2 separate regions of the Homo sapiens genome follow, and region 2 is linked to region 1. A link is an interaction called in ENCODE POLR2A ChIA-PET data of the cell type or tissue named here. Cell type or tissue: IMR-90. All regions are shown on one strand. Each heading gives the region's core, and the rest is flanking DNA. Links, peaks and the distances in the headings are about the cores only.

Evidence for each region. Peaks named below come from ENCODE experiments on the same cell type or tissue, not always from the same donor. Only the 100,000 strongest peaks of a DNase experiment are listed, where the experiment ranks them.
Region 2: POLR2A ChIA-PET joins it to region 1 with 10 read pairs; 5 of 35 experiments call an interaction of 5 or more read pairs at or near these places.

What each region holds. Positions count from the first base shown.
Region 1 is chr12:108,644,798-108,653,133 of GRCh38, reverse strand. It overlaps CORO1C (coronin 1C), which reads left to right. Exons shown (of 11, transcript NM_014325.4): 8 at 717-862; 9 at 4,114-4,171; 10 at 4,284-4,529; 11 at 5,612-8,025. The coding sequence ends at 5,731. LOC105369968 (a long non-coding RNA gene) reads right to left here. Exons shown (of 3, transcript XR_007063449.1): 3 at 6,469-8,336. Among named protein-coding and RNA genes, the nearest start is that of MIR4496, 13 kb to the right of the region's middle. In IMR-90, for the core only: no CTCF peak of the experiment used is centred there; DNase peaks (open chromatin) are centred at 3,213, 3,823 and 6,363; H3K27ac peaks cover 2,284 bases.
Region 2 is chr12:108,749,016-108,757,351 of GRCh38, reverse strand. LOC105369969 (a long non-coding RNA gene) reads right to left here. Exons shown (of 3, transcript XR_945328.4): 3 at 3,200-3,364. Among named protein-coding and RNA genes, the nearest start is that of CORO1C, 22 kb to the right of the region's middle. In IMR-90, for the core only: no CTCF peak of the experiment used is centred there; no DNase peak of the experiment used is centred there; H3K27ac peaks cover 249 bases.

The sequences.
Region 1 (8,336 bases), core at 6-8,005:
GTTGAGGCATGATACCACCTAGCTATTTTTGCCTTCTTCTTTCTTACATATATGTATATCTCCTCTCTGCCAGACAAGATTGCCGTCATTGTTCAGGTTGGTGTAACTGTGTGACAATTATTTGTACTTAGACTAACATATGCTTCAGTACTCAAAGATATCTGACTATTCTAAGCAAGAAAGTAGTAGAATTGTACACATTGCCATGAGATGGCACTTTCTGAGGATACTCACTAAAACTGAGTTTCTTCATTAGAAAAATCTCACTTTTTATCATCATACTGGCATAACAGCATTGCGTTATGCCAGTAAATGAATACTTAAATCAATAATTGCATTCTCAGCAGTCCTCTTAGTCTTTGTTTGTTTGTTTGTTTTTCACAGTTGAATTGCAATGTAGCTGTTTGGCAGAGGCATTAACATTTTTGCCCTAACCCTGGCCTGGTGCCTAGGCTCAGGGGAGTAAAATTAGAGCCAGGAGCCAGGAGGCTGAGGAGACCACTTAAAAGGCATGCTAGCATTTGATAAGTAAGGGGTTACTTTGTGAGGAAAAGAAACTTTTATATGCTTTAGGCAAGCCTCTTTATGAGGAAGAAAAGGTCAGCTACTGAAGCGGGGTCCCAACTACTGCTGGGTTTGTAGAGGAGAGAGACACCCCCATAATCCAGATGTTTCAGTTAACAATCAGACACAGACTTGTCTCTGGTTTCTTACAGGGTGACAGCAGTATTCGCTATTTTGAGATCACGGATGAATCCCCGTACGTCCACTACCTCAACACATTCAGCAGCAAGGAGCCTCAGAGAGGGATGGGTTACATGCCCAAGAGGGGACTTGATGTTAACAAATGTGAGATTGCCAGGTAAAGAATCGAGATTGTCAAGTATTCTAGGTTGGTGTAACTGTGTGACAATTATTTGTACTTGGACTAGCATATACTTCAGATCTCAAAAATATCTGACCATTCTGAGCAAGAAAGTAGTAGAATTGTACACATTGCCATGAGATGGCACTTTCTAAGGATATCACTAAAACTGAGTTTCTTCATTAGAAAAAAATCTCAAAAAAAAAAAAAAAAGAAAAGAAAAAAATCTCACTTTTTTTTTTTTGAGACGGAGTCTGGCTCTGTTGCCCAGGCAGGAGTGCAGTGGTGTGATCTCAGCTCACTGCAACCTCCGCCTCCCTGGTTCAAGCAATTCTCCTGCCTTAGCCTTCCAAGTAGCTGGGATTACAGGCGCCCACCACCACACCCGGCACATCTCACTTTTTATCATCACCTGAATGCCTGGTGATACCAGAGCAATACAGCTACAAGAAATTCTATGAAGCCCAAGTCTTTCTATCCTTGTGTGTACTGTGGAATTAATACCTCATTTCCTGCCCATATAACTGAAGTGCAACAATGAAGCAGCATAGCTGGGGTGTATTGCACACCTACTGAAATAGTGAAACATGCATCTTTAATCTTCAAGCTGAGGCCATGGTCAGCGTTCCCTGGTGGGCAAGTAGGGAGAGCCTGGCTCGGGGATGGAAAAGTGGGTGGTTTTCCTACCCTATGAGTGGAAGAACCAGAGTCAAAACTGTATTTGGGGCCCCACTGGTCCTAAAATAGAGAAACCAAAGGTCCTATAATGGGGCGGTAGGTTAGCTTGATTTAGGAAGTTCAGCTATGATATAATTTCTACCTCTCTGTACTACTTCTGATTTTTAGAAAATTCATATTCTAAATGCTAGCAGGCTTCCTAAGGGACAGGCTTTTTTCTCATGCTAGTCAACAAATATATCCTCTGAGACTCAGTGACCACTGGCCATTTCAAACAACAGAATAATTAGCACTACATCATCACATATAAGGTCGTACCAAACATTTGTGTAACACTGTGTTTATGTGGACTTTTAAAACGCTTGCTGTTCTGGTCTCACAATTAAAGAATTGATACTTACGTCTTCCAAATAAAAGGAAGAGAATTTTTATAAGCCCCTTTTTTATATTAATCTCTACTAAAAATAAAAAATTTGCTATGTGTGGTCGTGGGTGCCTGTAATCCCAGCTAATTGGGAGGCAGAGTCAGGAGAATCACTTGAACCCAGGAGGCGGAGTGAGCCGAGATGGTGCCACTGCACTCCAGCCTGGGCAACACAGCGAGACTCCGTCTCAAACAAACAAAAACAAACAAACCAAAACTCTCTATGTGATTTTTTTTTTTTAGTTGGAATAATGAAGGAAAGCTGTTAAAGATAATTGAAAATTGTGGTTTAAACCAAACTAATCAAAATATGGTTCAAAATAGACTGAATTCAAATTTATGATTACATCCAATATTTTGAAACACATTTGTTGTCATCTAAAAGTTCGACAGACTATAAACACAGTTGTTCAGAATGTCTCCGATTTATGAAGTGTTTCTTGAGCATTTATTGTATGCCAGGACTGTGCTAAATATGCTACTTGCTACCTCTTTCTTTTCATAACAATCATATGTGGTAGGTGTAACTTTTATCCCCATTTTATGGATGAAGAACTTAAGGCTTGGTGAGGTTGTCACACTCTCGTGGGTTTTGGTAGTAGAGCTGGAAGTCAAAGCCAAGTCAGTCTTTTTATTGGCTATACTAACCACAGAATTTTCATTAAATCAGTCTTTAAAAATGTTTTTGGGCCAGGAGTGGTGGTTCACCCTGTAATCCCAACACTTTGGGAGGCCAAGGTGGGAGGATCACTTGAGCCTGGGAGTTCAAGAGCAGTATGGACAATCTAGTGAGACCCTGTCTCTACAAAACATTAAAAAAATTAGCCAGGTGTGGTAGTACGTACCTGTGGTCCCAGTTATTCCAGAGGCTGAGGATTTGGCTTGAGCCCAGGAGGTCAAGACCTCAATGAGCTTGTGCCACTGCACTCCAGCCTGGGCGATGGAGCAAGACCCAGTCCCAAAAAAAAAAAAAAAAAAAAAAAAAAGGTTTTTGGTTTATCTGGGACTCTTTTAGTTTTTGGTTGAAATAGTAAAGAGGCACATTTGACACAACCTTCCTTTTAAAGAGGATGATGATTTTATAAACCTTTACCACCCTGAGCTCTACTCAGCTTTTGTTCCCCTGATGCGTTAGAGCAGTGTATCTGCCAGGTTGTCTTCAATGGACTCCTGCCCAGTTTCAGATGCCAAAGGCTGCAGGTTTCCAGGAGAAATGGTTTTGCATATTTGATGTGGCTGTGTCTTCTCTGACTTAAACTCTTGGAATTCAGAAAACATTTCCCCAGCAGCATTGACGCCCACATTCAACTCCCCCCTTGCACACCAGCCGTTTGATCTGGTGATCTGGCCAGGATGCTCACTAAGGCTACCTCTCTTGCCAGGAGCTTTAGAGACTTTTTTTGTTGTTTCCCGTCTTGACTGAAAAAGAAAATTGGCTTGACCTTATCAGGGTCATCATAAGAGAAGTCATTTCTGGTCTGTTTAGTTCTCTTGTAGGATACAAATAAAAATGTTATACCTTTCTTCCCCATTACAGAGCTCTTTGCTCCCTTCTTCCAGTATTACAGTGCAAGTGGCTTTACATTCTCTTTCCACATTTTGGATAGTTTCACATTTTTCTTGAGTGTCATGTACGATGTGGTTTGCTAGGATGAGAAAATCATAATCCTAGGATTGTTTTCTTTTGCTTTCTAAAAGTCATATTTATACTTATATGTTCAACCACCTCAAGCTGGCAGAAGACCTTGTACCCGCGTTGTAGATACAATCTAACAGATGTGTGTTCTCTCCTGTAGGTTGACATGGTAATTTTTTCATAAGTGAGTCAGTTTCAGTGTTGCTATTATTTCCACCACAGTTGGTCTGTCCCCCAGATAATTGGCATTTGTCATCATCATACGTAGACCTCTACTCATGGTTCTTGTCTCCAGTCTGCCAGTTCCTAGCATAGTGACTCTCAGCTTCCGTTCTCTCATCTGTCAACCGGGAACACTAAATTCTGCCTATTCCCGGGGTGGATCAGATGTGGGGATGGGTAAAGAAGCACTTGACATTTCAGACAGCATTGTAGAAAACTAATTATTCATCCTGTTAGTCAGCCTCATATTTCACTTAATGCAACTTTGCCTTTATTTCCCCTCTGAAGATTCTTCAAACTTCATGAGAGAAAGTGTGAACCTATTATTATGACTGTTCCCAGGAAGGTGAGTGCTGAGTTTTCTAGACAATCCATATTTTAAACAAATGTAAAAATAAAATTCAAAAATCCCAGGCCTTTCTTCTTCCTTACCCACGGGTGCCAAATGTCTCTTGTAGTCTGACCTTTTCCAAGATGACCTGTATCCTGACACAGCGGGGCCAGAGGCCGCGCTGGAGGCAGAAGAGTGGTTCGAAGGCAAGAATGCAGACCCAATCCTCATCTCCTTGAAGCACGGGTACATTCCAGGCAAAAACAGGGATCTCAAGGTGGTCAAGAAGAACATTCTGGATAGCAAGCCCACTGCAAACAAGAAGTGCGACCTGATCAGCATCCCCAAGAAAACCACAGACACGGCCAGTGTGGTGAGGACCAGTGGAGTGCAGGGGTGCTTGGCTGGTTCAGGCTTTATCCTCTAGAAAGCCCTTGTGGTCCAGGGCGTCGGCGAGTACTGTCCCAGCTGGGTGCTCAGGGGTTTTCAGTAAATGAAAAAGTGGGAGAAGGTCCTCGGTCACGTGATGGTGGTGGTTTGTGGCAACACTTGCCTCCTTTAACGGAGTTAAAGCTCCTTTAGCCCCATTAAAGGAGCCAAGTGTGGCCACAGACCACCATGATTGGGATAGGTATCAGTTTCCTCCTATCTCTCAGTGTGAACAGGAGCCTCTTGGGTTTTTCCTGTCTTTTGCCAAACTAGTTAAACCCTTCTCTGATTTGGGTAGAAATAAAATATCATGGGAGTGTGGGGTCATAGGCACCAGGGAGAGGAGGTCCCTGGAAGGAGGGAGTGGCACGTGTTCAGATGTAGCTGAGTGGCTACGACAGAAGGATCTGGCGGTGTGGGGCTGGCAACAAGGGGGATTTAGGCAAGAGCCCTTTGGGTGGGGAATTGGGAATCAAGCCTGCCTTTGACTCGCTGCGGCCACTGGAGAGTGCTGCTGTTGCCGGGAGAGCAGGTCCTGGGTAAGAGAGAAGGAGTGGACACACAGGGCAAGGGTTTCCCTCCCAAGAAGGAGCCTCACAGATGGCAGGAGCTCTGTAGCCTCTGGGAGAGTCACCCCTCTCTCTGGTCAGATAGAAGTTACTCTTGATGGAATGATTGGGGTGGTTAGGACGTAGGACACTGTTGAAGGAGCCTGTTTTGTCCTATAGTCTAACTGTGACCCAGGAGACCCTTTGTTTGAGTAAATGCACAGGCTTCGGGATCAGAAGTGGCACTGTGACACTGTGACACACTGTTGTTTTGCCACGGGATCTCAGATAGATCGGCCAGTGCTCATTGCATTCAAAGCCCCAGACATAGTAGGGCTTTGACTTCTCTTTTCAACTTGGTGACTATGGCTTGCCGTTTGCAAAATAGAAAACTACATTTTATATCTTACAAGTTTTGAACAGTGTTGAACTTTGTTTACTGCATTTTAATCACTGCCTCCTTTTTTTGTTTTCTTAGCAAAATGAAGCCAAGTTGGATGAGATTTTAAAAGAGATCAAATCTATAAAAGACACAATCTGCAATCAAGATGAGCGTATTTCCAAGTTAGAACAGCAGATGGCAAAGATAGCAGCCTGAAGGTCCCACCCCCACCCCTACAGAAAAAATGGGAGCAAGAACTTGTGCTTGGGAGCTGGTTATTGGTGTGGTCCTAGGGAGGGCGGAAAGGGAGGCACTGCCATTTGGAGACATTCCATTTCAGATTTGTCAACCAGCGATAGGCCACATTCCAGTAAGAACTCAATTTGTCTCCCAAATTTGCAGAAACAAAACGTGATTTAAAAGCTGAGCTTTTTATCAGAAAGCTTTTTTGATGTTTTAAGTGTTATGTGACTTGTTGAACTTTTTAAAAAGTGCTACTTTTAAAATCCCAGATACTCTGAATTTTAGAAAACAAACTAATTCTGATTGTGTCGTGCCCAAGTACCCTTTTTTTTTTAATGAATAGGGACCAATGCCACATTGCTTTTTATATTTCTTTCTTTTTTAATGTTGCCAAAACCAAAAGTAGCTTTGTTTTCCTTTGTATTTTGCTACTTTGCAGTATTTGTGTGTGTGGTTTTTTTTCCTTAATTTGAAAGGGACAGCACTGTGTATGTTTATAAACTAAATGAAGATAAGATATTATTTTGTATAAACATTCATCTGAGAACAATCAAAGCAGTAGCCACATGGTGCTGGCTCCTTTGCAGCACAAACCTGGTCATTTTGATGACTGTACAACAGGAAGACTTGAAAAATCACGTGGATTCATATTACCACCGCTCTCATTTCATGGAGTCTTCTGATCAAAAAAGCTCACGTCGTATTTCTTCTTTTCCTTTCTCTTTTCTAGAAATTGGGTGTTTGTACCAGAATGGAATTTTGCTTCTCGGTTATCCTGTGCTTCAGATGATTATAATCTAACCCAAACTAGCATGTGTTTCTGCAGTTTGTTACACACCTAGGATCATATTGCATTCATCACTTTAAACATCATGTTTCAGGTTTTGGTCAATACTTGACAAGGGTGCCCAGGACAGGAAGACGTGTACTGCTGAGTGTTCCTTCTTGCCCTTTTCAGCAGCTTGCCCAGCTCTTGAGTACAGTGGTGGGGACTAAAAATGTGGGCATGTGGAGAGGGGTATTTGCCCTGGGTGATCCTGTTTCCCTGTGCTGTCCCCATGCTGTGTTGGAGGAGGAAGTGGCTCTCCTTCCACCAACAAAGCTCCTGCTCTACCCTCTTCCTCACATGTGCTGCGACCTCTCTCAGGGCTCCCCCAGCCATTCCTTCTTTCCTTCCTGCCTTTTAGCTCTAACCACATTAAGCTAAGACAAGGCCAGAGGGTGCGATTGAATGAGTATTGAGACTGAGGAGAATGATAGAGAGTGAAGCAGAAACAGGAGCACAGACCTCTGCTGTAGCTTTAATGCATACAAACATGTCCCTCCGCACAACTAACCTGCCCTGCCTCTCCATCTCTCACCAAGGCTGCGTCAAAGCACAGAGGCTCCCCGGACTCGGAGGGGGCCAGAGACTGAGCTCTGGTCACCTGTTCATTCCTCGGTTAGCTGGAACTTTGCCCCGTTTCCAGTTTCTTATAGTGCATGCTTGGGAAACAAGATTTAAGGAGCCTCTGTTTTGGAAGGGCTGTCTGTGATTGAACGTGAAATGTGTAGTGCCATTGGGACCACGAAGGGAATTCTTGCACATGCTCGTGCTGGTGTGGGCATGGGACTGGCTGGAAACGTCTGTATGCAGGGAGCCAGGGTGAGGGCAGAGTGTGGTGACAGCCGAACTTGGAGTAATGTCCGTGTAGAAAAAGGACCATGTTCTTATCCAGCCAATACTGGGAGTGCTGTCTCCACAATTTCAGGGCATCTGAATGTTTGATGTGGTTTTGTGTGTGTGTATGTATGTGTTTAATATTGAAGTGGATCATGAGATGTAAAGAAAACAATAATGGCAATGACTTATATTCAAATCTGTATTTGTTTCTTTATCAATGTAATCTGCTGAGGACCTTTTGTCTAAGATTCAGTAGTGTTTTAAGGTTCTGATATCGAATTAATGAAGTAAAGTTGTTGATGGTGGTGAAACACCGTAGGGCATGTGGTTCAAAGAGAAGCAGGAGGGCAAGGGAAAGTTACCCTGATCTTAGTTTGTAGCTTATGACTTATTTAATGAATGGATGCCCAGCCAAGCTCAGAGTAGGCGCCCAAAGCATTGTGGATTATTTTCCTGTTTTGTCTTTTTTTTTTTTTTTTTTTAAGCCATGACATCCCAGAAGAGGACAGTGAATTACTCCTAGGTCGGCTCTTATAGAGTGGCCATAGTGTTCTGTCAAAACACTTGCTTCCATTTTCAGAGATAAAAATCATTGATTACAAAATGGTGTTTGTGTTTATTTCACGCCTTGGCTGTCTGTGAGGCAGCCCCCACCTCTCTGCCTGACATAGCTTCTCTGACTTTGGTGGACGAGCACGGTGCCATACTCCTCTCCGGGGGTAAGTACAGGGGAAGCGCGTGTGGGTGGCTCAGTTCAAGTACAAGTGAGGTCTCCAAGCCAGTCAAGCACTGTGTTTTGGCTTCCAGCAGACCTGAGCCTTTGGATCCTGCCTCAGACCTTTGCCAGCGGTGTGTCCTGGGATGGGGTTCCTAATCCTTCTGAGTCCCTTTTCTTGAAAGGAGGATGATAATTCC
Region 2 (8,336 bases), core at 19-8,018, 100 kb before region 1:
TTACCCAGGCAAGTCTTGAACTCCAGAGCTCAAGCAATCTGCCTGCCTTGGCCTCCCAAAGTGCTGGGACTACACAAGAGCCACTGTGCCCAACCAGTTTTATCTGTGTGTGTGTGTGTGTGTGTGTGTGTGTGTGTGTGTGTGTGTGTGTGTGTGTATGTGTTGGCGGGGGTTGTGTTGTTGTTGTTGTTTTGAGACAGGATCTCATTCTGTTGCCTAGGCTGAAGGGCAGTAGTGCAATCACAGCTCACTGCAGCCTTCATCTCTCCAGTTCAAGTGATCCTCCTGCCTCAGCCTCCCAAGTAGCTGAGACTATAGGCATGTACCAACACACTCAACTATTTTTTTTAATTTTAAAATTTTTAATAGAGACAAGGTCTTGCTATGTTACCCAGGCTGGTCTTGAACTCCTGAGCTCACACAATCCTCCTGCCTTGGCCTCTCAAAGTGCTGGGATTACAGGTACAAGCCACCATGCCCAGCCTCTTTTAAAAGGAGAGAATAATTGTCTCTATCTATTTGGGATGTTTTGAGGAAACATGAGCTATGCATGTGAAACACTTAGTACCTGGCCTAGCACGTGGCATGTGTTTAACAACTGCTGAGTTTATTATTGTTAGCAGGAAAATGTCCCGTGGTGTGCTGGATGGGCTCGTGACAAAATTAGACCCATCTCTGAACTTCAACTGCATTCTGGGGATCAAATGCCTTCACCACTCTGAGCCTCAGTTTCTTGATCTGTAGAATAGGTCTAATCAATATACCTTGCTGGGTGTTTATGCAGATTAGATGGGGCAATGTATATATACGGACGCTTAGCACACAGGTAGCATTCGTATTAGTAGGAAAGAGGATCAGAAGAGCAAATAATTGCAACACAGTGTGATAAATGTTGTAGCAAAAGTCTTTACATAGGCTTTTTTTGTTTTGAGACAGAGTCTCACTCTGTCACCAGGATGGAGTGCAGTGGTGAGATCTTGGCTCACTGCAACCTCTGTCTCCCGAGTTCAAGTGATTCTCCTGCCTCAGCCTCCTGAGTAGCTGGGACTACAGGCGCCCACCACCACACCCGGCTAATTTTTGTATTTTTAGTAGAGATGGGGTTTCACCATGTTGGCCAGAATGGTCTCAATCTCCTGACCTCATGATCTGCCTGCCTCGGCCTCCCAAAGTGCTGGTATTACAGGCATGAGCCACCATGCCCAGCCCTTTACATGGGTTTTAAGGCCTGGATGTGATTTCTGAGAAATCAGACTGCAATCCATTTGTATAGCCAGGACCTTAAAGAGGAAATCCTCATTTGACTTTAGTGCAGGAACTCTGGCCTGCAGAGACAGGATCCTGTGCTGTGGACAGATAGTCCTGGAACTTCCAGAGGCCATGGGGTTGTAATTAAGAGTCTATTAGACCAGGCCAGAAGCAGTGGCTCATGCCTGTAATCCAACACTTGGGGAGGCCGAGGTGGGAGGATTGCTTGAGGCCGGGAGTTTGAGACCAGCCTGTGCAGCACAGTGAGATCCCACCTCGAAAAAATAAAAACAAAATAAAATAAAGAGCCTGTCAGACCAAATGAGACAGGTGCAGTGGTAGACACCTGTAGTCCCAGCTACTGAGGAGGGTGAGGCAGGAAAGTTGCTTGAGCCCAGGAGTTTGAGGCTGCTGTGCACTGTGATTGTACCTGGGAATAGCCACTGCACTATAGCCTGGGCAACATAGTGAGACCCCATCTCTTTAAAAAAAAAAAAAGTATCTGTCAGACCAGGGTGCAAAATTCAGCTCTACCACTGACTTAGCTAAGTGAAATTTATCAATGAAGTCACCCATTTGAGCCTCAGTTTCCTCATCTGTAAAATCATGTTAATGATGACAGCTAGCATCCACTGAGGGTCAGCTGTGTGCCAGATCTTGTTTTAAGTAATTCACTTTTTTTTTTTTTTTTGAGACAGAGTTTTGCTCTTGTTGCCCAGGCTGGAGTGCAATGGCACAATCTCGGCTCACTGCAACCTCTGCCTCCCGGGTTCAAGTGATTCTCCTGCCTCAGCCTCCTGAGTAGCTGGGATTACAGACATGCGCCACCACACCCGGCTAATTCTGTATTTTTAGTAGAGATGGGGTTTCTCCATTTTGGTCAGGCTGGTCTCAAACTCCCAACCTCAGGTGATCCGCCCGCCTTAGCCTCCCAAAGTGCTGGGATTACAGGCGTGAGCCACCGCACCCGGCAAGTAATTCACATTCACTAGCTTCCTTACTCTTCATAACAGCCCCATGAACTAGGTGCTATTGTTATATCCCCATTTTACAGATGAGAAAGATGTGACACAGGGAAGTCAAATCACTTGCTGGTAAATAGCCGAGCCAGGATTTAAACCCAGGCAGCCTGAGTTCTCAATCAGTGCTCTTCACTTTTAACTCGGAGGCTTTATTTATTTTTTATTTTTTATTTTTTTGAGAGAGAGAGTCTTGCTCTGTCTCCCAGACTAGAGTGCAGTGGCGCGATCTTGATTTACTGCAACCTCCGCCTCCCAGGTTCAAGCAATTCTCGTGCCTCACCCTCCAGAATGGCTGGGATTACAGGCGTGTACCACCACACCCAACTAATTGTTTTTTATTTTTAGTAGAGATGGGGTTTCAATATGGTTGGCAGGCTGGTTTCAAACTCCTGAACTCAGGTGATCCGCCCGCCTCAGCCTCCCAAAGTGCTGGGATTACAGGTGTGAGCCACTGTGCCTGGCTGTCTCTGCAGCTTTATATTCCACCCAGTGGGGTTTGGGGGGAGGATAAAAAGGACAATGGGTGTACAGTGGTGACCTAAGTGTCTCCAATGCAGGGCATGCTCGGTAAAGGGAGCTGCTGGGTATTTTTCGCTATTCTTATTCTGTCTTGTCTAAAGAAAGTGTTTTTTTATTCATACATATTTTAGAAAGGTCATACATCCCTAGCCCTCTTTGCTGTCCATTTGTCCATCAAATGGACAGAGCAGATGGCCAGGACCCAGTGGAGTGTGATGAACCCTTGAGAGTCCCCCAGTGAATGGTGTGATTTCAAAGAGGCTACATCTTCCAGCTTGCCGTGCGGGTCTCTACCCCATGATCCAGGCTGGGTGGATCTCTGCAGACCTTCTAAGCATCTGATTACAGGTCCGATGCAGTAATGAGGCCAAGGTCACGGCCCAGGTCCCCCAGGGGGCCACTGAGCTGAGGTGGTGAGCACAGCTCTCACTCTGCCAGCTGTCTCATTCATGCTGGGCCCTGCTTCAGGCGGCTGGAGATGGCAGAGGGGAGCCCGCTGCATGGTAGAGGGAATGACATTGAGTGCTGGCTCTGTGGTCTTGGCCAAGCCTCTTTGAGCCTCAGTTTCTTCATCCCTAAAGTGGGAAGATTACGTATTTGTATTCATTATCTATTGCTGTCTAACAAACCATCCCCAGGTGTTTGTGGCTTAAAACAATAGCATTTATGTAGCTCACCATTCTGGGGTCTGGCTTGGCTGTGAGTGTGTCAGCTGGAACGTCAGCTCATGTCTGGGTGGTCTAGGGTGGCCTCCCTCACATATCTGGTGGTTGACAGCTGTGGGCTGGAGTGATGGGGTATGCCTGGGCATTGGGACTCTCATCCTCCAGCAGAAGAGCCTGAGCTTCTTCAATTGGTGGCTGGGATTCAAGTGTAGCAAGAGATGGCAAGCTCCATATGCAAGCTCTTTTTAAGCCCCTGTTTGTTTCACATTCACTGATATCTCTTTAGCCAAGGTATGGTCCATGGTCAAGGCCAGAGTCAGGGTAGAAGGCAACACCACAGGGCCCCATACAGGAGAATAATTTGTGGCTATTTTTGCAATCGACCACAGTGTCCCAGGCAGAGATTTTGGGAAGAACAAATGAAAAATGGTAGGGTTCTGAGTAGTCATAAAAATATTAGCAAACATTTGGCTGGGCACGGTGGCTCATGCCTGTAATCCCAGCACTTTGGGAGGCCAAGGTGGGAGGATCACTTGAGGGTCAAGAGTTCCAGACCAGCTGGTCAACGTGGCGAAATCTCGTTTCAACTAAAAATACAAAAATTAGCCAGGCACAGGCATGGTGTCTCACACCTGTGATCCCAGCACTTTGGGAGGCCAAGGCAGGTGGATCACCTGGGTTCAGAATTTCGAGACCAGCCTGGCCAACATGGTGAAACCCTGTCTCTACTAAAAATACAAAAATTAGCCTAGCGTGGTGGCAGGCACCTGTAATCTCAGCTACTCGGGAGGCTGAGTCAGGAGAATCACTTGAACCCAGGAGGCGGAGGTTGCAGTGAGCCGAGATCATGCCATTGCACTCCAGCCCGGGCAACAAGAGTGAAACTCCAGCTCAAAAAAAAAAAAAAAAAAAAAAAAAAAAATTAGCCAGGTGTGGTGGTGCACGCCTGTAATCCCAGCTACTCAGGAGGCTGAGTCATGAGAATCACTCGAACCCAGGAGGTAGAGGTTGCAGTGAGCCGAGATCATGCCACTGTACTCCAGCCTGGATGCAGATCGAGACTCCATCTTAAAAAAGTAAAATAAAATAAAAATAATAGCAAACATTAATTGGAACATAATAGGGGCTCCAACATGTTGCATGAACAGTCCTCACTTTCCAGGCAAGGACATGTGGTTCAGAGAGGTTGAATGACTTACCCAGGGTCACACAGCTAATTAGTGGGAGAGCTGGACTTGGAACCCAGAGCTGTCTAATTCCAAAGTTCATGTTCACAGCAATCCCTTCTGCTGCTTCCCAGCACATGCAATTCAGTTCCAACATTAATAGGGATTAACAGAAGCCCCTATCTGGGATGCAAGCCCAGTTTCTCCATCCCTCATGAAGGCCTGACTTCATTTGAAAGAAGCCAGCTGACTGTTTTGCCTGTCATCTGTATTCAGGATTGAGCACAGTTGAGCTTCGCACAAAGCAGAAACTAGAGAGCATTTGTTTGAATAAAAGAAATTGCCACCTATTCTCATAAGGATTTATGTATGCAGGCAGACATGGAGGGAGCTGCTTTGCACCCCACGTTGCAAATACTAGCTCCTCCCTGCTACTAACAATTTTGGTGGCAAGATTATCTGTTTCTGAGCATATGTTCTCCCCATCTCAGCTTTCCTTAGGGAGAAAACTATTTTCTCACCTCTCAGAAAAGGAGGTGACACTTAAAGTAGGGAGAGAACAGATGATCTTACGTCTAACTTTTCTGCTGGGAAAGGCAACAGCTGATGGGGGATATGATCAAAACCTGTAAAGGAAGAGGGAACGCGTTTCCAGCGACCTGAAGGAGGAACTCATGTGTTCCCAAGGGCCCAGGCCTGGTGTGATTCATCTTGGCTTGTTGAGGGATTCTTGATTGCAGGGAAGCATGTTGTGCTTGAGGTTCTGCCTGAAGCTCTGAAGCTGGGTAGAGGGACCATGCAGGGTTGTTCAATTGGTTTCTCTACTTTTGTTTATACCTGAAAATTTCCATAATTAAAAACAACAGGCCAGGTCTGGTGGCTTATGCCTGTAATCCCAGCACTTTGAGAGGCCGAGGTGGGAGGATTGCTTGAGCTTAGGAGTTTGAGACCAGCCTGGCCAACACAGCGTAGACCTCCATCTCTACAAAAAATACAAAAATTCACCAGGTGTGGTGGCATGTGGTTGTGTACTCCAAGCTACTCAGGAGGCTGAGGCAAGAGGATTGCTTGAGCCTATGAGTTTGAAGCTGCAGTGAGCCTTGATTGCACCACTCCACTCCACTCCAGGCTGGGTAACAGACTGAGACCTTACCTCAAAACAACAACAGAGCAATAACTCAACAATTTGGGCATGGAGGAGAGCAGAGTACAAACGCTGAAGTCAGAAATACCACATGATTTTTTTTTTTTTTTTTTTTTTTGGGACGGAGTCTTGCTCTGTCACCCACACTGGAGTACAGTGGCGCGATCTCAGTTTACTGCAACCTCTGCCTCCTGAGTTCAAGAAATTCTCCTGCCTCAGCCTCCTAAGTAGTTGGGATTACAGGTGCCCACCACCACACCCAGATAATTTTTGTATTTTCAGTAGAGACAGGGTTTCTCCATGTTGGCCAGGCTGGTCTCAAACTCCCGACCTCAGGTGATCCACCTGCCTTGGCCTCCCAAAGTGCTGGGATTACAGGCATGAGTCACCGTGCCCGGCCTAGAAATGGTATGTGATTCTTAGCCTCAGTTTCCTTTTCTGTAAAATGGGCATGATAATAGGCCCTATACCTAGGATTGCTGTGAGGATTAAATGAGATCTTTCCTGTAAAGCTCTTAGCCCAGGAAGATCTAATAAGGCTCCATATGTCTGAAGAGCCAGGGTTTCTCAACCGTACTCCTATTGACATTTGGGGACTAATACTTCTTTGCTGTGGGGCGGGGTGGGGACTGTCCCATGCATTGTAAGATGTTCAGCAGCATTCCTGGGATCTATCCACTGGATGCCAGGAGCACCTCCTAGTCAACGACAACCAAATACTGTCTCCAGACACTGCCAAATGTCCCCTGGGGGGAGGAGGGGAGTAGAGTTGTCCCGGGTTCAGAACCACTGGCCTAATCCTTTGTTGTTATTAATTAACAGTGATTCTCTTTTCCTGTGAGGTTGAATATCTGATTTGTGAGGGGAGTTTGGCCAGGCTGGGCTTTGGATACTGCAGCTCTTGCCGTTGCAGACAGCACAAGCAATTGCAAGGTTTATTGCCTCAGTAATGAGATTTATGTGGATGAGCGAGCACATTTTGTGCCAAGATTCATACTTAAGTTTTGAAAAATCTGCATGAGAGCATTATCTAGAAATTTTTCCAGCTGGAGTTCTACTGAGCTTGTCAAAGGGTGACATTAGGCTCAGGATCTTGATACAGTACCTTGAATTTACAGAATTCCTTCCTCTCTTAAAAAAGATATAACTTGACCAGGCATGGTGGCTCATGCTTGTAATCCCAGCACTTTGGGAGGCTGAGGCGGGAGGTCAGGAGTTTGAGACCAGCCTGGCCAACATGGCAAAACTGGCAAAACCCTCCATCTTCGCTAGAAATACAAAAATTAGCTGGCCATGGTGTCACACGCCTGTAGTCCCAGCTGCTTGAGAGGCTGAGGCAGGAAAATTGCTTGAACCCGGGAAGCAGAGGTTGCAGTGAGCCGAGATCATGCCACTGCACTCCAGCCTGGGTGACAGAGTGAGTCTCTGTCTCAAACCAACAAAAAAATTTAAAAACAAAAAAGACAATAACTTTTCTGATTTCCAATGACTGAATGTACTTTGCAGAAAAATTAGAAAATACAGAATGGAAGATATGAAAAATAAACTTACCCATTATGATGGTTAATTTTTTTTTTTTTTGAGACGGAGTCTCCCTCTGTCACCCAGACTAGAGTGCAGTGGTGCAATCTCAGGTCACTGCAACCTCCATCTCCTGGGTTCAAATGATTCTCCTGCCTCAGCCTCCTGAGTAACTGGGACTATAAGCGGGTGCTACCACACCCGGCTAATTTTTGTATTTTTAGTAGAGATGGGGTTTCATCATGTGGCCAGGCTGGTCTTGAACTCCTGACCTCAGGTGATCCACCCACCTTGGCTTCCCAAAGTGCTGGGATTACAGGCGTGAGCCACTGTACCAGGCCAGTGGTGGTTAATTTTATGTGTCAATGTAACTGGGCCACAGGATGCCCACATATCTAATTAAACACTATTTCTGGTATGCTTGGGAAAGTGTGTTCAGAAGAGATTAACATTTGAATCGGTGGACTGAGTAAAGCAGGTGGCCTTCTCCAATATGGATCATCCAATCCATTGAGGGCCTGAGAATAAAAAGGCTGAGAAAGGTTGGATGCGCTCTCCCTCTGCCTGTTTGAGCTGGGACGTCAGTCTTCTCCTGCCCTCGGAGCTCCAGCATCTCAGGCCTTCAGACCTGGACTGGAATGTCCACCATCGGGCCTCTGGTTCTCAGGCCTCTAAACTACACCACTGGCCTCTCTGAGTCTCCAGTTTGCAGATGGCAGATTGTGGCACTTCTCAACCTCCATATTTGCATAAGCCCAAAGTTTGTGGTGTTTTTTTTTGTTTTTTTGTTTTTTTTTTTGAGACAAGGTCTTGATCTGTCACCCAGGCTGGAGTATGGTGGCACGATCACGACTCACTGCAGCCTCAACCTCCCAGGCTCAAGCAATCCTCCCACCTCAGCCTCCCAAGTAGCTGGGGCTACAGCTGCGCACCATCATGCCTAGCTAATATTTGTATTTTTTGTAGAGACGAGGTCTCACTATGTTGCCAGGGCTGGTCTGGAACTCCTGGGTTCAGGCCATCCTTCTGCCCTGATCTCCCAAAGTGCTGG